Linked DNA regions of Mus musculus: region 1 is linked to region 2. Evidence: chromatin loops called from intact Hi-C (ENCODE). Cell type or tissue: heart. All regions are shown on one strand. Each heading gives the region's core, and the rest is flanking DNA. Links, peaks and the distances in the headings are about the cores only.

Region 1 (12,157 bases), core at 3,666-7,665, 280 kb before region 2:
CGGCAAGGATCTGCCCCTCTTCATTACTGGCACCTGCATTCATGTGCACAGATCCACATCACTGTTTTTGTTTTGAGACAGGGTTTTCCCTGTGTAACAGCCTTGGTAGTTCTGGAACTTGCTTTGCTGTTTGTAAACCAGACTGGCCTCAAACTCACAGAGATCCACCTGCCTCTGTCTCCTGACTGCTGGGGATTAAAGGTGTGTGCCACCATGCCTGGCAGACATAGAGAATTAAAAAAAAATTTTTTTTAGATTTATTTTACTTTATGTCTGTTGAAGGTTTAGCCTGCATGCATGTCTGTGCACCATGTGTGTGCCCGGTGCCAGGGGAGTCAGAAGAGGGTGGTCCTCTGTGAGAGTAGAGCCCACTCTTAATCACTGAGCCATCTCTCCAGCCCCTTATTCTACCACTCCTGTTGCCAGCTCATTGTGCAAGGAAGACCGAGGAAGTCACAAGATCATAGGAAGGAAGCCAGCATGCAAAACCCATATCATCTTTAAGTCCTATGACCAAGAGAAAGACTCTTATGAGGACGAAAGCTGTAATACCAAGCAACACAATCCCTTTGCTGACTCCCCAAGTGAACCCAGCAGCCCACACATATAACCAGAGAGGGATAATTTGCATTAATCATAGCAAAGTTCTCTTGCAAATGAGAGCTTGTGTTTTTACCAGTCATAGCTGTGCCTCTTTAGTACCAGCATCAGCAATCCTTTTGTTAGATTCTCAGGGGAGGAGTGCCTCCTCTGGCCTTCGTGGAGAAGGTTGCAGGGTCTTTCCAGTTCCTTGAAGCTAGTGATAGCAAAAGATCTAAAGCAGGATGTTTGAAACAGTTCTGGCCAAAGCTGCTGGGTCTTCCGAAGCAGTGTGTGTGTGCGTGTGTGTGTGTGCATGTGCGTATGTGTGTATGTGTGCCTGTATCCCATTGTCTTTGTTTATTCACAGGAGAATGAACAGGAACACTTAGGACACAAGGCTAAAGAACTTACCATCAGCTGCCCCCCCCCCCAAAGTCCTAGCACCTGAGAGATGGAGGCAGGAGGATCAAGCGTTTATTTAGGGCTGGAGAGATTGGCTCAGTGGTTAAGAGAACTCACTGACTGCTCTTCCAAAGGTCCTGAGTTCAATTCCCAGCAACCACATGGTGGCTCACAACCATTTGTAAATGGATCTGATGCCCTCTTCTGGTGTGTATGGAAACAGCTACAGTGTACTCATATAAATAAAATAAATCTTAAAAAAAAAAAAAGAGTTTAAGGTTATCCTCAGTTATATTGTAAGTTCAAATCCAAACTGGGCTACAAAAGAAACCAAAACCAACCAACCAAAAAAAAAAAAAAAAAAAAGCAAAACAAACAAAAAAAACCAAACCAACAACATCAAGTAAGGGCTGGAGTATGTACAGCTTAGTTGGTAAAACAGTGAAACCTTGCACATGAGAGAGCATGAATTGACTCAAAGAGCCAGACACCACGGTGTGAGCCTGTGGTGCCAGAGAAGAGAAGCTAGGAAGGAAATCCCTGGAAGGGCGTTTGACAGTTAGCCTACCTTACAGGTTTCCAGACCAGGGGAGGAGCCAAGGAACAACACCTGAGGTTGTCCTCTGACCTATACATCCATGTGTGCACACACACATGCATGTGCCCCACCTGAGCCCTCCACACCAGCTCATACATGAGCATCCTTTCACCCCTTCATACCTCCCCCTAGCTGATTGCTAACTCCAGCAGTGATTTTAATGTGGTTTTACAAAGTATTTATTTATAGGCTGGGTGGTGGCGGTGCATGCCTTTAATCCCAACACTTGAGAGGCAGAGAATGGTGGGTCTCTGCAAGTTCAAAGCCAGAGCAAGCTCCAGGACAGCGAGGGCTACAAAACCAACCCAAACCCAACCCAACCCAACCCCCAAAACAAATAAACAAGCACAAAAGCAAAACTGAACATGACAAAAATATTAAAAACAAACAAGAAAGATTTATTTATGCATGTGTGGTATCTATCTGTGGGTGGGTGGTCTCAGAGGCCAGAGGAAGGATGCTTTGGAGATGAGGTTACAGGTGTTTGTCACCCTCTTTGTGTCCATTGGGATCTCATTTCTGGTTCTCAGGATTAAGCATCAAGTGTTCTTTACTGTTGAGTTCTCTATATAGAGCTTAGTAGATTTTAGTGGAACTTAGCAGGCTGCCAGCGATGTAGTTAGAAGGAGGTCCTGCTTGCTACCCAAGCACAACTCTGGCTTCAGAACGTACCATTCATTCAGCTAGGACTGTTTCAAGCAGCCTGGCTTCCCCCTGCCCCCCACCTCCCACCCCCCCCTGGCCAATTTATTTATTATATATCAGATCTCATTACAGATGGTTGTGAGCAATCATGTGGTTTCTGGGATTTGAACTCAGGACCTCTGGAAGAGCAGTCAGTGTTCTTAACCGCTGAGCCATATCTCTAGCCTAAGCAGCTTGTCTTAACAAAGCAGGAACCTCAGCAGCCCAGCCGGTAATACAAGAGGACAGAGTGGAGCTCTGACAGGACAGTGGCAACTTGAATGCAGGTGAAGAGCTGCCGGGGACAGTTCTCGGGAAGCAGAGGTATGGAGGAAAAACCATAGAGACGTTACAGGCAAGGCTTTGAAGAGCTGAAGATGAAAGCCGTGGCTTGGTGACTGGAAGAGTTCCAGAGAGCTGCCAAGCTCTGAGAAGAGGTGCATCCAACCCTTTGACATCCAGACTTCACGCCTGAGAACTATGCAGTGGAGTTTAAAATAAAATTGCAAAACTATTTTTGAGTAAGTACACGAGTTTAGGCTGGGCTACACGCAAAACTATCCTTGGGCCTGGACAGGCTTGCAGGGTTATGAGTTCTGCTATTCAAGAGCTGGGACTCTTAAGCAGAGGCCTACCTGAAGCTAGAGAGTGATGCTAGACAGGCAATGGTGGTGCATGCCTTTAATCCAGAACTAGGGTAGAGGTAGGGGGATCTGAGGTCAGCCAGGTCTACAGAATGAGTACTAGGACAGCCATAGCTACACAGGGAAACTCTGTCTCAAGGAGAGACAGAGAAAGTGAGAAAGAGAATGGGAGAGCACTATCTTTGAGGAGCCATGGGTCTCAACACTCAGGGCTTGAGAGCCATAAAAGTACTTGGTGGAGGGTTACAGTGGATGCTTTGTGTGGGGCTCCTGGCAACCTAACCTAGAGAAGAAAGTCTGTTTCCCCAGCACCTACAGCCATGATAAGTCTCTGGCTTCTAGAACCCGGAGCCATAAGCCTTTCTCAAGATTTGGATCGAATCCAGACACTGGGGCTTTGGGCTCTCAAAGGTCTGGGCCTGCCAGTCCTAGAAGAGACACTAATTAAAAACTAAGTATCCTTTAGCCAGGCTGGTGCATGCCTTTAATCTTAGCACTCGGGAGGCAGAGGCAGGCGAGTTCGAGGCCAGCCTGGTCTACAAAGTGAGTTCCAGGACAGCTAGGGCTACACAGAGAAACCCTGTCTCTTAAAACAAAACAAACAAACAAAAAAAGTAAATTAATTTACTTAGTGGGTACCTAGCACATCAGCGCCCCTGGCCCCAGTCAGTTCTCTCCGTCTACAATATGAGTTTGCAGGATAGAACTCAATTGTCAGGATTAACAGCAAGAAATGATGAGTAGATCATAAATACTTCTGAGTAGATCATAAATACTCAGCCAGGGGCTGGTGAGATGGCTCAGTGGGTAAGAGCACCCGACTGCTCTTCCGAAGGTCTGAAGTTCAAATCCCAGCAACCACATGGTGGCTCACAGCCATCTGTAATGAAATCTGACCCCTCTTCTGGAGGGTCTGAAGACAGCTACAGTGTACTTACATGTAGTAAATAAATAAATAAATAAATCTTAAAAAAAAAAAAAACCTCAGCCAGCCCAGTACTAACTTATCCATCAGCCCGTGTTCACATGTTTTGTGGTTTAGTCTTTATATCGCACAGGCTGGCATGATCTTTCTGCCTCAGTCTCCCCAGTGCTGGGATTCCAAGTCTATGCTTCCTGGTCAACTAACAGGTCCTTTAAAAAAAAAAAAAAAGGAAAGTTTTGTTTGTTTTTTCTTAGGAATGATCTGGGACCAGAGAGGTGACTCAACTGTTTTTGTTGTTGTTTTGTCTTTTAAATTAGGCTCAACAGTTCAGAGCATTGCCTGCTCTTCTAGAGAGCCTGGGTTCTATTGCCAGCAACGACATGCGGTTCATAATTGTCTACTCTAAGTCCTGCGCGTGATACGATGCCTTCTTTCGGCCTCCGCTTGTACACGGTGCACAGACAGACTTGCTGGCAGAACACTGATACGCATAAAAAAAAATTCGAGTTAAGAGATGGTTGTAAACTACCATATGGGTACTGAGAGCGAAACTTGTGTTCTTAAGCTCTTAGTCCCCTCAACTAGTTCTTATTAAGATTTTCGAAACTTTGAACTGGAAGTATCAAAAATCTTGACTATCTTTTCAAGCAAACCACTCTTGGGGTCCCCCTGGTCACTCCACGAAGGTTCCGTCCCGTCCACCCCACGCTGGCCCACGTGATCGCGCTCTCCCGCGCGTGAAGACCGCAGTCACCGGCAGACAGAATCACAGTGACTTTCACGTCTGGGGCCAACGCTAAATTGCGAGCCGCTGCAGTGAGGATGGCCATTGAGATTAAAGCCGCTCATCACACGACTCTGCATTGTGCGGGCAGTCATTCTTGTGTGTGTTGGCGGCCCCTGGTTGTCGGCGAGCTCCTCGCGTAATTTTGGAACCCTTCGTTCTTTTGCCCCGTCAGTGGACCGGTCTAAAATGCAAGACCTTACGGGGGAGCGAAGCCAGTCATGTCAGTCAAGCAGTCTGTCTGATTAAAAGCAAAGCTTACAAAGAATCATGTGTGGAGCTTTCAGTTGTCTTGGCATTATTTTATGGTCACATATTTTGTCTTCATACAGTTACGCGTGTTAATCATTTGAGAATCCACTTGATGCTCCCCAGATAGTACAGTCCTTCCCCGTAGCGCCCGCTGGGAGAGGCAAAGGAACTTCTACCATCTTGGACGCAACTATTTCTTAGCTAGAATGGGGGAGCCACATATCCTTGTGAATTTATTTGCTACCTTAAAAAACCTTTTGGGCTATAAATAAACTTGCATATCTTGAAACTTATTATTTTAATTGTTTCTAGATTTTTATGCATATCTGAGTTTTCTCGGGCTGATCGTGAGGAATGAGGGCGTGGGTGTCTCCCCCGAGCCACATCTTGGTACGATCCCATCGCTGCACGCACATGGCTCCGCGCTAGCGGCGCGCGGTGACTTCTGGGAGTCGGAAGCAGGGCGGCCGAGCCGGGTGAGAAGCAGCGCGGGCCCATGCAGGACGCTGAGAACGTGGCGGTGCCCGAGGCGGCCGAGGAGCGGGCTGAGCCCGCGAGGCAGCAGCCGGCCTCCGAGTCGCCGCCGACGGACGAGGCGGCAGGGTCTGGGGGGTCCGAAGTGGGGCAGACGGAAGACGCCGAAGAAGACGCCGAGGCCGGACCGGAGCCCGAAGTGAGGGCCAAGCCGGCGGCCCAATCCGAAGAGGAAACGGCGACGAGTCCGGCCGCCTCGCCCACGCCGCAGTCGGCGGAGCGGTCCCCGTCGCAGGAGCCCTCTGCTCCCGGGAAGGCAGAGGCCGTTGGCGAGCAGGCCCGGGGGCACCCCTCGGCTGGAGCGGAGGAGGAGGGCGGGTCTGATGGGAGCGCGGCTGAGGCGGAGCCGCGGGCTCTGGAGAACGGAGAGGCAGATGAGCCCTCCTTCAGCGACCCCGAGGATTTCGTAGACGACGTGAGCGAGGAAGGTAAGGGCGATCGTGTCCCCGGCCAGGGCGCGAGGTCTCCCGGTTACAACGATCTTGTTTCCTCTACAGTGGGGGACCATTTGGGGAGTCCGTTTCTGCGGCAAGCCCTTGCACCTGGGGGTTGGTGGAGGGCAGGACGAACAGGACTATCTGGGGGCATTCCAGTTTCCTGGCCAAGGGTTTCCAGGGTTGACCAGTTGCTGTGTTCCCAATGGTTTCCGTAGTAAGGCATTGCCATCGGACCCAAGCACATTACCAACCTGCTTCCTTTTACTAGGTCGGTACCCTGGACCATTGCTTTTTCACATTGTTCGTTTGGCCGCTTACTTCATGATTTCTTCTATGGTGACTGGCTTTTTAAAGGCATTGTTTCTGTCTACCTGCACAGGAGCCAGATTCCTAAAATCTTTTTTGACAGTTGATAGCATGTGTTCCTCTGCCGTTTCAACTTCACTTGAGCCAGTTCCTTCATGTGTTGGTGTGGCTAATACCAAGGGCCAAAGGGCCTAAGAACACCACTTTTTTTTTTTTTTTTTTAAACGAGACAGGGCCTCTCTATGTAGTTCAGGCTGAAATTGAACTCTTGGTTCTTCTCAGTTTTCACGGTGCTGGTCCTACAGACATGTACTCCCAAACAATTGCTTTTGAACTACCATGAAAATTCAGCGCCCCAATATAGTTGTCAACTTAGAACTTACAATATTTCAAGAGGTCGTCATTTGATGTCACCATTGTTTGACTTAATCCTTTTGTATGTTTGTGGGGGTTGTTTTGTTTTGTTGTGAAACAGGGTCTGGCATGGTCCAGGCTGGCCAGCTCTTTATGAAGCTGAAGCTGTCTTTGATCCCCATCCTTCTGCCTCCACTTTCAGATTGCCAGGATTTGAGATGTGAGTCACCATGCCTGGCTTATTTCTTGAAAGATGGCTAAGAGTGAGAAGCCGATAAACTAATGTGAGGAATCTATAGGCTCCAGCCTTGAGGACGTTTATCTGGGTAGAGCAGGTTTCTGGGTTCCCACTCTCGCCCGACTCCAGTGCTTGCTAATGTACCTGTTTTCCCCATGTTAGAGCCTAAGCTTTGACTTTGAAGCTCCTTTTGAATCCTTGGTTCCTTTGGCTATTTTGGGTCTGGGCTGTCCCTGTCACTTCATGGTTTCAGACAGGACCTCACCATTTGGCTGGGCCAGCAGGCCACGTAGGTCCTTGTACTTTTCTAGCACTGGGAATGCGGCTCCGTGCCCCTCCAGCTTTTTTGAGTTGGGTGCTAGCCTACAGGAGTGATCTTACCTCAAGTCCTGCTGCTCGCCCAACAAGCGTCTTTTGAGCTAAACCATTTGCCCATAGGCACTACCAGCATCTTTTCCCCTTTTCAAAGGTCTGTTTTGTTTTGTTTATTTGTTTTTAATTGAAATTTTGCACAGGATCATTTTGCCCGTGTGTCTAGTGCCCATGGAGGCCATTGGATGGCTCTCTTAGAACTGGAGTTTGAATTAGAATTGGTTGTAAGTACTGGGAAGAAAATGGGTCAGTCTACTGCAAGATGAGTATTTAAAGAATATTTGAACCCGTTTAATTCACAGATTCCAGTATGTATATTATTTCCAGAATTGGGGATTATAGGAGTCAGGGGATGCTGGCTGGTGTGACTGCAAGGCCAGCCTGCCTTCAACAAGTCTGCTAGGAGCCCAGTGGGTCCCGTCCAGTGTATGCAGGGAAAGGGAGAGTAATGAGAATCTGGCCCTTAATGGTTGGAACTCTTAAGGCCATCTGGCTTTGGGCATCAGGGTGTCACAGTGTCATCAGGGTGAGAAGAGAAACAGCCTTTTGGTTTCTACCAGGAGGAGCAGTGTGGAATCCTCACATCAGTATATGCCTCCTATTCTGTTACTGATAATGAACAAGTTGTTTTCTCTAGTGTGCTGTGCATGCCAGCAGTTCAGTACTTGGAAGGTAGAGGTTTGAGGTTAGCCCTTGCTACATAGAGGGTGCAGAGCCAGCCCGAGGTACTTGGGACCCTATATCACAAGACAGATAGAAGGGGGCTGAAGAGATGGCTCAACACTTGCTGTTCTTCCAGAGCACCTGGGTTTGATTCCCAGCTCCTGCATGATGGCTCACAAGTCTCTGTAACTCAGGAGTGATCATGTGGTACACATATACACAAAAAACATTTATACATGTCACAATAAAGTGTAAAAAACCCAAGCAAATGGAAAGAAGCAGTGTGTTGCGTTCTGAGGATATTTTGCTCTGCGCTTCTCAGGAGAAGCAGATGGTTAGTTACAGGCTAGGAGCACTTTGAGCTCCTGGGAAGGAGTCTAGTCTGTATGGAAGCTGGGCTTTTCTTTATTGTGTCTTGTTAAGTTTAGATCCAGCTTAGCAGGCTGTTTAATTGTATGGTAAGCAGGCTTTTAAAGGAACCCGGAGTTTCTGTAGTGAAGGTGTGTGGCATGGCTGTGTTGAAAATCTGCCTCTTACCTCCTCACTCCTTGCCTGCTCTTGATTCTGGCATCTTTGAAATGTGTCTTAATTAAGTTTCTTTTGCTGTGACAAAAGCCACTTACGTCAGTCCATCATCCAAGGAAGTGAGGGCAGGAGCTGATGCAGAGGCCATAGAGGAGTGCTGCTAAGGCTCGCTCAGGCTGCTTTCTTATAACATCCAGGGACACTAGCCTGGGATGGCACTGCCACAGTGAATTGTGTTCTCTCATCCCAATCATCAGGCAAGAAGTTAACCCACAACCTCGCCTACAGGCGAGTCTGGTGGGGGCATTTTCTCAAGTGAGGTTTCCTTCTCCCAGGTAACTCTCGTTGTGTCAAGTTGACATAAAATTAGCCAGCACGGAATGCAATGGACTAGTGTGGTAGAACCGAGGAGCTGGCGCATGCCATGCAAGGGTTCTACCAAGCCGTACTCCCAGCCCACCAGCAGTGACCTGAAAAAAGTCATTTGGTGAGTTAGTTGGTGCTGAGCATTTGTGTCGCCGTCAGGACAGTCAGTGTTCAGGAGCTGGTTTTCTCCTTCCGCAGTGGGTTCCAGAGATTGAACTCAGGTCCTCAGGCTTGTGTGACAAGTGCTTCTACACACGGAGCCTTCCTGCTGGCCCAGAATTGCCTTTTATACTTAAACATACATTACTCATTTATTTATTTGTATCCCCCCCCCTTTTTTTTACATTTTACTTTGTATGTATTTGCCTGCATTCATGTTTATGAACTACGTGTGTGACTGGTATTTGTGGAGACCAACAGAGGGCATCAGATTCCTTGAAACTAAGAGTTACCAGTAGCTGTGAGCCAACAATTGAGCCTCAGTCCTCTGCAAGAGCAACAAGTACTCTACAATGGCTGAGCCATCTGTCCAGCTCTGTTGTTTATTTATTTTTTATTTTATATGAATGGGTGTTTTGCCTACATGGATGTCTGTGTAGCACAGGTATGCACTTGCCTTTGGAGGCTAGAAGAGGGGATTGGAGTCTGGAACTGGTTGTGAACCACCATGTGGGTGCTAGGAACTGAACTCTGGTCCCGGAAGAATAACAAGTGATCTTAGCCGCTGAACCTTCTCCCCATCCTCTCCTCCCTTCCATCTTTTCTTTTTGAGACCAGGTCTCGCCGTGATTCTCTGGCTGTTCAGGAACTCACTAGGCTGGCCTTGAACTTCTCTGCTCACCTCTGCCTTCTGAGCTGTGATTGCAGGCATTAGTCATGACGACTTGTTTTAAGCAGGATCTTCTTGTGTAGACCTGGATGGCCTGAGCCATGGCTGTCTTTCTGTCCTGGTTTCTTAGGTTCTGGGAGCGTGGGGGCGTTCTTACATTCAGCTCACATTTCTCTCTGTGTGCGTGTACACATGGGGACCAGAGGTTTGTGTCAGGTGTGTGCTGCTGCTGAGCTTCACCCCTTTTGGAACTCACTCTGGAGAACTCTGTAGACCAGGCTGGCCTCCAACTCAGAGATCTGCCTGCCTCTGCCTCCAGTGCAGGGATTAAAGGTGTGCGCCATGACCTCCCTACTCCACCTTCTCCCTTTAAAAAATGTTTTTAATGTGTATTAGGGTTTTATTTGTAAGTATATCTGTGTGAGGTTGTCAGATCTTGGAATTACACCTTGTGAGCCACCATGTGGATGCTGGGGATTGAACCCAGGTCCTCTAGAAGAGCAGTCGATGCACTTAACCACTGAGTCATCTCTCTAGCTCCTAAGATAGGGTTTCTAATTGAACCTGGAGCTCACCATTTCAGCTAGACGGGTTGCGCAGCAAGCCCCTGAGGTCCCCTTGGTTCTGTCCTCACAGCATTGGGAGGAAGGACACAGATGTGGCTTTTTGAGACAGAGTCTTTACTGTGTGGCCGTGGCTGTCCTAGAATTCGATTTGTAGACTAGGCTGGCCTTGAATTCACAGAGGTCTGCCTGCCCGAGTCCTGGGATTGGAAGCATGGGCCATGGCTTGTGGGTAGCAAGCACTTTCCCCACTCAGCCTCTGTCCAGCCCACCTTTCACTTCTGAGAATGCAGCGGCACAAAGGACATGTGTCAACATCTGTATGCTGAAGTTTCTTTCCTTTTCAGTCCCCTTGAACAGGAGTTAAAGACTGGAGTTACAGTGAGCTGCCAAGTGTGGGTACTGGGAACAAACAGAACTCAGGTTCTCTGAAGGAGAGAGAGTTGGTTTTTCCGAACATGGTTTCTCTGTAGAGACCAGGTTATGGCCTTGAACTCATATTCACCTGCCTCTGCCTCCCAAGTGCTGGGATTAAAGGCACTGCCATCAACTGTGGTACCTGTTCTTAATGCTGGTAGGAGGCTGGCCTTGCCTTGAGGATGACCTTAAACTCTAGCTCCTCTTGCATTCCCCTCCCAAGTGCTGGGGTTGCAGACGTGTGTAACCACTCCTGAAAAGATTGAAAAAAAATGACAGTAATAGTGGCTAGAGATTTGTGCAATTAGCCATTCTTTTAAGTTTGTCTTAGAGCAGTATTGGAGATTGAACCCAGGGCTACTCCTGTGCTTAGGTTGGGGTGCTGCCTTTATGTTATATCTGTGGCCCTTTGTATTTTACATCTTTAAGGTTATTGTTTTTGTGTGAAGTATGGACAAGGCTATGGAGGTCAGAGGATAACTTTCAGGAATGGGTTCTTCCCATCTGGTTAAGGACGGGTCAAGCTGACTTTGAACTCAGAGCCACAAGCATCTTTCTCCACCTTCAAAGTGATGGGCTTACATGTTTGCAACAACTGGATACATTTAGAGAACACTTCCCATCAAAAGGAGTGCAAGGGTCAGCCTTCCTTGTAGAAGCCAAGTCCTGATTTCTTTGTTCATGTGAAAGCACTTGGAGTAGATGCCTCTTAGGAATGAGCAGCCTGCTGACTAATGAATGAGTGCTTCTTGGCTTAAATAGAAACTCCTTGACATTTCTTTTACCCCTTCAGAACTACTTGGTGATGTACTCAAAGATCGGCCTCAGGAAGCGGACGGGATTGACTCGGTGATTGTTGTAGACAACGTCCCTCAGGTGGGGCCAGACCGACTTGAGAAACTCAAAAATGTCATCCACAAGATCTTCTCCAAGTTTGGGAAAATCATAAATGACTATTACCCTGAGGAGGACGGAAAGACGAAAGGGTGAGCGCGCTAGTTGCTGAAGCAGCAGTTGAGGACTTGGGGGTTTGCGTGTTCAGGCCACCCCAGCGGGAAGCGCTCTAGTGAAGTGTTGGTTCTCAGGTTCCAGAGCTGAGCCCCACAGAAGCAGCAGACTATGCGAGCATAGGTCCTAGATCAGGATCCCGCTGGCCTGAGAGTGGGCAGAGGCGGGCAGGCCTGCCTGTGGGATGTCTCTGGGAGTGCTTTTGAAAACATTTTAACTTCTCTGAAGCAGAGGTGAGACCTTATAGCACTGCTTACTTAGCACCTAAGTCCTGGGTGCGGCCTAAAGTGTGACCTGCAGTTTGCTCTTTCTCGTCAAAGTTAGGTCTTCCATGCTTGAGTCTAGGCGGCCATTGTGTTGTGGTACTGAGTACGACTGTAGGCTTAGGCCCTCTGTGAAGGCCTGGGGCTTCTCTGTCTCCCAGGACCGAGGTTCATGAACAATGGACTGACTGCCCTCGGTGAACTGGACAGGGCAGAATCATCCACAGTGGCTGCTGCGGAATTTGAGGGGTTGCCTCTTGCCACTGTTCACAGACCTCCTTTGACATATGTGCATCACTGGGCTGTCACAAGGAAATGACCATTTCTGTTAAACTTTTCTGTCATTTATAATCATGAAGTCAGTCTTGATCTATTAAGATTTTTTTCTCCCTTCCCCCCCTTTTTAATGCT
Region 2 (11,212 bases), core at 195-4,194:
GGATGTGGTCCTTCCTCCGGAGCCCGACGAATCTTGTGCACGCGCAAAGTGTGCGCGAGCAAGGGGCCTACCAAGCACTCTCCCGGGGTTGCACGGCGCAATCCGTTCTTGTGGTCTTGTGGGCTTTTTTTTTTTTTTTTTGGTTGTTGTTTTGTTTTGTTTTGTTTCGTGGGATGCGTGAATTAATTGGCTTCCCGCAGGCAATACTAACTTTCTACCTGGAAGCCATGCTCTCAGATCCAACTTCAGGAGCCCGGGTTGGATTTCGGCAAACACTGGCTGCAACTATGTAGTCCAGTGGGCAGAGGTTCCGAGGGTCGCCATGTTGAGTTGAAAAGAGAGCATAAAGCACCATCCTTAACGATACGCAAGATTTGAGATTGGGGACATCAGCCTATTTACATGTTTGTTTTTTTTCTGTAAAGAAACTGAGATGTTGGGGGCCAAGGTGACTGACTCCCTAGTTGTTAGACCTGGGGTCTGGCGCCATGAGGATAAGACTGCCCATGGGCCAGCACCAACTGCTTTAAACCCTCAGCTGACGGTTTGCTATCACAAGCCTCTCTGAACTCTCCAGGATTCCGTGGCTTTCCAACCCAGGCCAGATAGGGAGCACTTCCCTGGTGGCCCAGCAGGCCAGTGATAGATGAAAACAGTATGTCATTTGCCTCTGTGTGTGTGTGTGTGTGTGTACACGCGCGCGCACGCGCGCGCGTGATCCTGTCTGCCTCATCAATGCTGGGGTTACAAATGTGTATCGCTATGCCCTCCTTTTATTTTGTCCCCTTCCGCCCCCATCCCATCTCCTTTATGGATTCTGGCGACTCCTGTTCTTAGGCTTGCAAAGGGACTATTCCCCAGCACACATTCATTTTTTTGAGTAAACAGCTCTCTGCAACTGGGTGGCTTTGCAACATTAAGCTTAATACAAGGATTCTCCTGGGAGGTTTTTTTTTTCTTGCTTGTCTAAGGACCCATGATTTGCCAAAGAATAACAGCCCAGACTCAGTATGTAAACGCAGAGTAGTTTTTTGGTTTTGTTTTTTTTAAGATTTTATTTATTAGCCTGGCAGTGGTGGAACATGCCTTTAATCCTAACACTTGGGAGGCAGAGGCAGAGGCAGAGGCAGGCAGATTTCTGAGTTTGAGGCTAGCCTGGTCTATAGAGTTCCAGGACAGTCAGAGCTACACAGTGAAACCCTGTTTATTTATTTAATGTGTATGACTACACAGTAGCTGTCTTCAGATACACCAGAATCCGTTACAGATGGCTGTGAGCCACCATGTGGTTGCTGGGAATTGAACTCAGGACTTCTAGGAAGAGCAGTCAGTGCTCTCAACAGCTGAGCCATCTCTCCAGCCTGCAGTGATATTTTCTGCAGAAGCCCAACATGCTGGGGTCTCCCATTACCAAGATAGAGACAACCAAGCTCACAGGTCTGATTTCCAGGGCAGATGAGCATTATCTTACTCTATCTCTAGGCATTCGGGAACCATGCCCTAAAAGAGATTGTGTGTGTGTGTGTGTGTGTGTATGTGTGTGTGTGAGACCTCGGGGCTGGGAACCAAACTCTGTTCCTCTGGAAGAGTAAAAGGTATTCTTTACCACTGACCCATCTCTCTAGTTCCCGATGGCCTACTTTTAATCTTTATTAGAAGAGCAGGCTGAAGTTGTGAAGAGTTGGTAACAATGGATGGCAGACAGAAGGCAAGCGGGGATAGAGGACTGGGGCTGTGAAGAGCTACAGAAATACAGGCTTTGGTGACTGGAGGGTCCTGACACTCTAGACCCCGGAGTTTAGCGCTACCCGCTGTGGGAACCGAGGGTTTCAGCACCGGCTGTGCTGACTCACCTGCTGCTGCCCACACCTAACGCTAAAGCTGAAAGCAAGGGCTAGAAGACCCAGTAAAATTCGGAGACCTTAAAAGCCTAGACACAAGGCGGGTGTGGTGGTGCACGCCTTTAATCCCAGCACTCCGGAGGCAGAGGCAGGCGGATTTCTGAGTTCGAGGCCAGCCTGGTCTACAAAGTGAGTTCCAGGACAGCCAGGGCTGTACAGAGAAACCCTGTCTCGAAAAACCAAAGGAAAAAAAAAAAAGCCTAGACACGTGGCCTGAGGCCAGCGAGGCCTTGCCTCCCAGCGGAAAGCCACGCCCACACCGAGCCCGCCTGGGGACGCTCCGCCCACTGCCTGCGTGGGCACGTACCATAGAACGCCCTGGCGGGGACGTGATAATTCCGAGAGATTGATACAGTGTGAAAATGCCAAACTGCACACAGCTGGAGCGCGTTTACAGGGTTTGAACCTTAGGGGTGATCGGAACGGCAGGGTCATCACTGGTCTCCAAGCGCGTCAACCCCGCTCTTTACACCCCTCCCCATGTCCGTCACGTGGTACAGACTTAGGGCGGGGCCTGTGGAGACGGAAACCCGAGCAACACTGAGGGGCGGAGCCTATAGCAACGTGGAGAGGAACTTCCGTCAGGGGCGGTGTCTGAGGGGTGGGGCCTCGTTGAAGGCGGAGTGAGACTTGAAGCTGGCGAGGTGGAGCCAATTCCCGCGGCGGGGCGGGGCCTGTGCTGTTGGGCCAGGCTCGCGTTGCGTGAAGCGAACTCTGAGATGGGGCAGGACCTGGGGAGGGCGGGGCCTCGGCCAGCGTAAAGCGGAATTTGCGGAGGGGAAGGCGGGGCCTGCCTTAGACACCGGAACCTCAGCGGGCGAGGCGCACGCAGGCCGGGGTGGAGATCCTGGTAAGGCGGAGTTCGAGCTTCGGCCAGGCAGTCTAATGGTGCATTTTGCACTCTCGGGCCTAATTCCCGTAGCGGAGGGATGCGGGGGCGGGATTAGAACCCCTAGGCTAACTCGCAGTCGCCGAGAGCGCACCTCTTACCCGGATTTGGGAGGTACGGACGATGCATGTCAGGGTCCAGACAGCACAAAAATCATTGCCCTCCAAGATGCATATTTCTGTCTTGAAGAGACACTTAGTTGGAGGCCGCGGGGTTGTCACTTGCAGCCTCTATCGACTTGGGCTGTGACACCCACCTTCCTGCGCACTCCTCCGTGGCTTGGAGGATTGTCTCATCCAGGTTTCTCTTGACCGTTGGGAACGGATTTAGGGATCAGGTGCCTGGGTGAACAGTCTCCTGCGCACCTGGCTGATCCCCTGACTGTTCTCGCAGCTAGGTTAATAGACAGCTACACCCCCACCCCATAACACCAAACCCCCAAGTTAACAGGCTTTGACAGCAAAGGCCTTGTGGCTCTGACTAACCTGTCCTCACCCACAGAGCAGCTTCTAGGGCTCAATCCTCTTGTCCAGGTTCCCCTGGACTGAGCTTAGCATCTTTGTGGACTTAAGAGTTCTGGTCCACAGGGCAGTGGTGGCTTGCCTTTAATCCCAGCACTTGGGAGGCAGAGGCAGGCGGATTCCTGAGTTCGAGGCCAGCCTGGTCTACAGAGTGAGTTCCAGGACAGCCAAGGCTACACAAAGAAACTCTGTCTCAGGAAAAAAAAAAAAAGAGTTCTGGTCCACGTGAAGTTGTCTGGGCCCATCCCCCAGTTAGGCTGCCTGTAACTAGGGTAGTTGGTATCAAATCTGTGGCTGACCTCTCCCTTCCTCTGTAGGAACTGCCTGCCTGATCATGGACCCAGAATGCTCCAGGCTCCTCCCGGCTCTCTGTGCTGTTTTGGCAGATCCCAGACAGCTGGTGGCAGATGACACCTGCTTGGAGAAACTGCTGGACTGGTTTAAAACAGTGACAGAGGCAGGTGAGGACACGGCTTAGAGAATTGTCCATCCACGTGGTGTCTTTACTTCATTTCCTTGAGGCCCTGTGGCTGTGGCTGATCAGGGAGAGGGGAGATGGAGTACTAGGGACTGACCTGAACTGTGGAGTCATGTAGTGACAGTCCCATTGGCTCCGACCACAGTTCACATTAGGAGTTTGCAGAGCACGCACCTACCTTGTTTTGCTGTCTTCTATGTATCTGGCTTGTCTTGAAGAAGTCAGATCTCTGGGTGGGTGTGGTGGGACCTGTCATCTAAAAGCCAAGACAAGAGGACATTAACAACGCTAAATTTGGGTTCAAGGCCAGCCAGAGTTACATCCTTTCTGTGTGGGTGGACCTTAATTTAATCACTGGCATTGTTGTATGTGTTTCCATTTTTTTTTTCTCCTGAAACAGGGTTTCTCTGTGTAGCTCTGGCTGTCCTGGAAATCACTTTGTAGACCAGGCTGACCTGGAACTCAGAGATCTGCCAGTGTCTGCCTCCTGAGCGCTGGGATTAAAGGAGTGCGCACACGACTCTTTTTTTTTTTTTTTTTTTTTTTTAAGTGCTATACTGGTTTTCCTTGAGCATGAGAGTTCCTGGGCAAATGAAAATTTTACCTCTCCTGTTTGATTGGTTGATCATGTTCTTCAGACAGGTTCCATTAGCCTTGTCTTGTCATTAATTCCTTCCTTCATTTCTTCTTTGGCTTATTCTGTTCTTTTTCTTTTCTTTTGAAGCATATTCTAACGTAGCCAAGGATGACCTTGAACCTCTGGTCCTCCCTTGTGTAGATCTGGATGCTGGGATGGTGCGGTATATACCATCACACCCTGTTTGTATTAGATGCTGAGGATAGAGCCAGGGCTTCCTACATAGCAGGCAAGCCCTTGATCAACTGAGCTTCAACCCCAGCCCTTACCTTTTCTTTTGTGTTTTGTCTCACCTGTTTTCTAAGTTATGGAATTTAAAATGATTAAAAGGTAACATGTTAGTTGAATCCTACAAGGTTTATTGCCTTGTACTTTTGTAATTAGGTTTTGAATTTGTGTATTTTGCTTTTTGAGACATGGTTTCTCTTTGTATCCTTGACTGTCCTTCTCTCTTTATAGACCACACTGGCTTCGAACCATTGAACTCTGAGATCCTCCTGCCTTTGCCTCCTGAGTGCTGTGATTAAAAGAGTATGCTAGTATACCTGGCCTCGTGTTTTTATATATGTGTGATACATGTCTGTGTGCTTGCATGTGTGTGTGTGTTGCATGCACACCCAGACATGTACTTCGGAAGGTCAGAGCAGGGCAGGAGGACATTATATCTTCTGCCATTCGTCTCCATCCACCTTATTGCCTCGAGGCAAGGTCTGTTATTACAGGAGACTGGGCCGCCCAGGAAGCTCTTGGGATTCTCTAGTTAGGATTAGAGGCTTTTGCAGCTATGCCCAGTCTTTTATATGAGTGCTGAGGATTTGAACTCAGGTCCTCGTGATTGAAGGACAGGCACTGTTACCCACTGAACCATCTTGTTTTTTGGAGGCAGCTTGTTTTTTGGTTCAGCTGTGTAGCCCTGGCTGGGCCTGGACTTACTGTGTAGACCAGACTGGCTTTGAACTCAGAGGTCTACCTGGCTCTGCCTCCGTCTGCCATGTTTAAGTGTGTGTACCACTACATCTGTCCTGCAAGTATTCTTAAACGGCTTTATTGAGATATGATTCACATGCACAGAGTCCACCCATTCAAAGTTTACCAGTTCAGCGGGGCATGGTGACTCAGGTCTACAATCTCAACACTTGGGAGGCCAGGACAGATGGGTTGCTACAAATTTGAGGCCAGCCTGGGCTACATAGTTCAGGGTCAACCTGGGTTACAGAAGGACATCCTATCTTGAAAATGCATATAAAATGAATGGATAGGAAATGAAGTGTGCCAGTGGAGTGGGCTTTAGTCAAGTTAGGGGGTGAATGGTCTCATTATGTAAACTTTTTGTTCCCAGCGTAGCTAGGTATCCGTTGGCAGGCAGTTCCCACCTCTCTCCCAGTTTCCTGTAATTTTTAAGATGTCCAACATAATAGAACTGAGCCTATTGGTGCAGGCTTATTAGCCCAGGTACTTGGGACTGAGGCAGGAGGATTGTGAGTTTATGGTCTCGGCTACACAGTGAGTTCAAGGCAACCTTGATCCTTTTGAAAGCAAGAGAGAGAGGGGGGGGGCTGGCAGCCAGATATGGCAGAGCACTTGGGAAGCAAAGGTGGGAGGATTAGGAGTTCATGGCTAGCCTCAGCTACACGGCAAATTCAAGGCTAGCCTGGATTAGAAGAACTTGTTCCAAAACAAACAAACAAACAAACACAAATGCAAAATCAATAACAACAAACAAAGAAGCGATGGGATGTAGCTCACTGGGTGAAGCCTTGGGTTCAGTCCCTAGCAACTGTCCCTTACTTTCCCAACAAAAGGAAAAAGCCAGGGCCAGGCCTGGTGGCACATGTCTTTAATTTCATCACTCAGGAGGCAGAGGCAGGCTGATCTCTGTGAGTTCAAGGCTAGCCTGGTCTACAGAGTTGAGTCCTAGGCTAGGGCTACATAGAGAAACCCTGTCTAGAAAAACAAAAAGGAAAAGAAAAGAAAAAGCTAGGCATGGTGCTACATGCCCATAATCCCTGCATTTAGAAGGTAGAGGCAGGAGGCTCAGCAGTTCAAGGCCGTCCTCAGCTACCTAACAAATTCAAGCCTGCCTCAAAACCCCAAAATGTTGCTCATGCTGAAGGGAACAGTTTTTACGTTTGTCCGTTAGATTGGCTTCCACTGTTCATGTCTGCTGTGTTCTTGGCGACCTATCCATGTAAGTGGTTCTCAGAGGTGTGTAAAAATCTAACTCTGAGACTGCAAATTCAACTTTTTTTTTTTTTTGGCAGTGTAGTCTTTAAATGGCTCCTTATTTATTACTTTTCTGTCTTTCTTTTCTCCTTCTTTCCTTTGGTGATACTACAGGTAGATAAGTATTTTATTGCTGAGCCACGTCCCACACCCTAGCCCCTCCTGGGGGATTCTAGGCAGGGGCTCTACCACTGAGCCACACCCCCAGCCCCTCACTGGGGGATTCTAGGCAGGGGCTCTGTGTGGAGTTACAGCCCTAACTCTTTGCTGGTTCTTATCTTTATGAGCTGTTATCTTTTATCTACTGTAAAGTTGAATTTGCAGTCTCAGGGCAAAGTTTTTACACACCACTGAGAAACACATGGATAGATTGCCAAGAACACAGCAGATGTAAGCAGTGAAAGCCAATCTAATGGTCAAGCGTGAAAACTGTTCCTTCCGGCATGGGCAGCACTTTTTTTTCTTTTTTTTGTTTTTTTTTTTTTGTTTTTTTTTGTTTTTTTGTTTTTTGTTTTTCGAGACAGGGTTTCTCTGTATAGCTCTGGCTGTCCCGGAACTCACTTTGTAGACCAGGCTGGCCTCGAACTCAGAAATCCGCCTGCCTCTGCCTCCCGAGTGCTGTGATTAAAGGAGTGCGCCACCACGCCCAGCTAGCACTTTTTTTAAAAGACTTACTTATTTAATGTATATGAGTACATATAGCAGAAGAGAACATATATCTCTCTTCAGACACACCAGAAGAGGGCATCAGATCCCATTACAGATGGTTGTGAGCCACCATGTGGTTGCAGGGAATTGAACTCAGGACCTCTAGAAGAGCAGTCAGTGCTCTTAACCACTGAGCCATCTCTCCAGCCCCATCTTTGTTTTTTTTTTTTTTTTTTTTTTAGGCAGACTTACCTGTAACCCAAGTTATCCATGAATTTGTAGGTGGCTGAGGATAACCTTGAATTCATGAGCCATCTGCCTCCACCTTCTAAATGCTGGGATTATAGGCATGTCGCACCATGCCTTTGGGGTCTCTTTAATGAGTTCAGGTTAGGAGCCATTGTTGTACATACCCATCTTTCTTGGACTCCTTAATCCTAAGGGGAAGGGATGTTGGAGCCACTTCTAGAGAGGCTGTCCATGGTCACTGTTCTCCTGGACGTCTTTTCTCCACAGAGTCTAGCCTCCAACTACTACAGGACCATCCCTGCTTAATGGAGCTCCTGTCCCATGTGCTGAAGCCACAGGACGTGAGCCCTAGGGTCCTCTCCTTTGCTCTGCGCCTTGTTGGGGTCTTCGCAGCCCAGGAAGACTGTTTTGAGTACCTTCAGGTGAGCCTTTGTCTCCCACGTGCTTGTCCCCAGAGGGCGGCCATCCTCTCTTCTGGAGTAGGAGCCATCTCAGTGCCTGGATCTCAGTGGCTGGCCCTGCTCCTGTGGCTGGCCAGCACACCAGGATTCTTAAGTCCACTGTCATCCCACATTGCTCCTACTTAGAAACATTTGCCAGGGACGTTGCTGGCTGACTTCCTGTTGTCACCCACTGTGTGATCCTTGGCCACCATCTGAGTATCTCTCTCTGTCCTAGGGCAGTGTGAGGCCCCTAGGACACTCCTGATGCTTTGTCTGTAGCACGGTCATGGATCGCATGGGGGAAAGAACACAGTGTTCTAGGTGAAGCAACTGCTTGCCACAGTCAGGGAGCTCCAGGTCTCGGGCATCTGTCGCCCTCCTCTGGCTTCCACATTCATGGACATAGACCCACAGATGTGTAACTAGAGAACTTTAAAATAACAAAAATCTTATAAAGAAAGGAGGAAGAAAAGAAATGTGGTGTTCTTCCTCTGACCTCTTTCCCATCTCAGGAGGGCAGAGCGGTGGTATGGGGTCCGGGAACAGTTGTGTGAAACCAACTGGCACTTCCACCCATCCTCTTGGTTTTTTGTTTTGTTGTTGTCTTTCATTTATTATTATTACTATTACTTTGACACAGTGTCTCTCTATGTAGTCCTGGCTGTCCTGGAGCTTGCTATATAGACCAGGCTGGCCTAACTCACATAGATCTGCCTGCCTCTGCCTCCCAGATGCTGGAATTAAAGAAGTGCACCACCACATCTGGTGTTTTTTTTTCCCCCCTGGTATTTATTTTTATTTTACGTCTGTGGGTGTTTTGCCTATGTGTATGTCTCTGGACCACATCCATGCAGTTCTTGTGGAGATCAGAAGAGGGCGTCACATCTCCCGGAACTGGGATTTATACAGTTGTGAGCCACCGTGTGGGTGTTGGGACCTGAGCCAGGTTTCTTTACTGAAGCAGTCAGTGCTCCTAAGCCCTGAGCCATCGCTCCAGCCCCATGTGTTCTTTCTTGAGATGAGATCTTACCATGTATTCTTGGCTCATCTAGAATTCAAGGAGACTCACCTGCTTCTGCCTCTGAGTGCCAGGATTAAAGGATGTACTACCAAGCATGACTCTCCCGTCCTGAAAACGGCCAACAATAAACCCTGCTCCCTCCGCATTTCTCATGCTTTCTTTGCTTCCTAGCAGGGAGAGTTGTTGCTGGGGCTCTTTGGGGAGTCAGGTGCCCCCGGCTGGGCAGCCTGGAGCATCCCAAGTGTGCGCAGCGGCTGGATCCAGGGTCTGTGCTACCTGGCACACCACCCTAGCGCCCTGCACTTCCTGGCTGACAGTGGTGAGTATAGCCCATACCCTGTCCCAGCTCACCAACAGGGCCTCCTGTCTCTCTGCCTGTGCTGTGGGATCTCCAAGAAGCCCATGAACCTCTCTGAATCCAGTCTTCTCAGCTGAGAAAGTGGTGGTGGTCCAGGCTTGTCAGTATAAGCACAGTGACTGTAGGGAAATGTATCTTTGATTCCTAGGGTCTGGGATGGCTCCTGCAATTACGTCCTGTCAAATAGTCTTGAGTTTGTCCTGTAACATAGAACTGGTTAGAAGCTCCATTGGCCCCAGGCGGTGCTGGCACATGCCTTTAATCCCAACACCTGGGAGGCAGAAGTAGGCAGGGTTCTGGGATCAAAGGCAAATGTTGCTTATTTTTTTCTCCAAATCCAGCTTAGGTGGAAATAAAGTTAGGTATCAGTGCAGGGAGGGGATATTTCTGTGTGTGTAAAAATCAGCTGTTTCCAGTGCCTCGGCTCAACTTACTTGGTGTGGGAAGCCTCTCTCCCTGCAGCAGGCTTTTGTCTTTTTTTAATTTTAATTTCTTGGTGTTGGTGCAACCTAGGAGGCAGAGGCAGATGGATACACACACACACACAAACATACATATATAAGTTCAAGGCTAACCTGGTTTGGAGCAAATTCTAGGACAACCAGGGCTACACAGTGAAACCCGGTCTCAAAAAAAAAAAGAGAGAGAAAAGAAGAAAGCATTGGCTTTAAAGCCAGCATGCTAGAGGCTCATGCTGGGTTTCCTTGTGAGCAGAGGGGAGTCTCGGTGCTTTCCAAGGCCCGAAGGGTATGATGGATAGGTGTCCTCTGTGTGCCTCCTCATCCGGTGTGACCTTTTGCTGCCCGCTCCAGGTGCTGTGGACACGCTCTTCTCCTTGCAGGGAGACCCCAGCCTGTTCGTCGCCTCAGCAGCCAGCCAGCTCCTAGTACATATCCTGGCTCTGTCCATGCAAGGTGGAGCCCCAGGGTCCCCCGTCCCTGAAGCTGCTGCTTGGCCTATGTGTGCCCAGAAGATTGTGAACCATGTGGATGAGTCCCTGCATGCCAAAGCCACCCCCCAGGTCACACAGGCCTTGAATGTCCTGACTACGACCTTCGGGCGCTGCCATAACCCCTGGACAGGGGTCCTCTGGGAGCGGCTAAGTCCCCCTGTTGCCCGCCTGTTTGAGAGAGACCCCATTCCAGCCGTGCACGCGCTCATGGACCTTCTTCTTAGTGTGGCCAGGTCAGGGGGCTGCGGGGACTCGGGGTGAGTGACCGTTGTCTGTGAAGCGTCAGAGCAGCTGATGCTTCATGGGGAGGACCCTAAGGATGCCTTGGGACAGGGCATCTGCAGGACTGGGCATAATTGCAGCTGTCCAGTTAGACTCTGATGGAGGCCTGGCTTTTTCTTTCTCCAGGTCGCCTGTGTTGAATTTTGCAGCCTGTGGCCTGTGGGAGATGCTGGCCCAGACTCTGAGCCGCCTGAGCCCCATACAAGCTGGGCCTCTAGCCCTGGGGACCCTGAAACTTCAGCACTGGTATGATTGGGGGAGCTGAGAGTGTCATAATAATGGTTGGGGAACTTTGGAAACCGGGAGCCAAATGTGAGAATGGGCCAGGTGGGATGGGCAGCCAGGTGGGAGAGCAGTCAGGTGGGATGGGCAGCCAGGTGGGATGGGCAGCCAGGTGGGAGGAGCAGCCAGGTGGGATAGGCAGCCAGGTGGGATGGGCAGCCAGGTGGGATGGGCAGCCAGGTGGGATGGGCAGCCATGTGGGAGAGCAGCCAGGTGGAATGGACAGGTATTAAAGCACTGGCTGCCTCCTCCTGTCCCTCTCTCCCTCCATTTTCTTCCCCTTTGTCTCTCTTTTTCCTCCTCAGTACTTGGTATGGAACTTAGCATT

Evidence for each region. Peaks named below come from ENCODE experiments on the same cell type or tissue, not always from the same donor. Only the 100,000 strongest peaks of a DNase experiment are listed, where the experiment ranks them.
Region 1: a loop joins it to region 2, with 2.5 times the contacts of the local background. A loop is called at or near these places in 1 of 42 quality-filtered maps.

The regions. Positions count from the first base shown.
Region 1 is chr5:140,413,994-140,426,150 of GRCm38, forward strand. Eif3b (eukaryotic translation initiation factor 3, subunit B) reads left to right here and starts at 5,312. Exons shown (of 19, transcript NM_133916.2): 1 at 5,312-5,833; 2 at 11,269-11,461. The coding sequence starts at 5,368. In heart, for the core only: a CTCF peak has its summit at 4,748; DNase peaks (open chromatin) are centred at 4,748, 5,018 and 5,328; H3K4me3 peaks cover 3,402 bases; H3K27ac peaks cover 2,651 bases.
Region 2 is chr5:140,702,325-140,713,536 of GRCm38, forward strand. It overlaps Brat1 (BRCA1-associated ATM activator 1), which reads left to right and starts at 2,687. Exons shown (of 14, transcript NM_181066.3): 1 at 2,687-2,751; 2 at 3,629-3,772; 3 at 7,814-7,968; 4 at 9,182-9,329; 5 at 10,181-10,553; 6 at 10,729-10,848. The coding sequence starts at 3,646. It overlaps Iqce (IQ motif containing E), which reads right to left and starts at 54. Exons shown (of 23, transcript NM_028833.3): 1 at 1-54. In heart, for the core only: no CTCF peak of the experiment used is centred there; DNase peaks (open chromatin) are centred at 417, 2,567, 3,377 and 3,717; H3K4me3 peaks cover 2,907 bases; H3K27ac peaks cover 3,416 bases.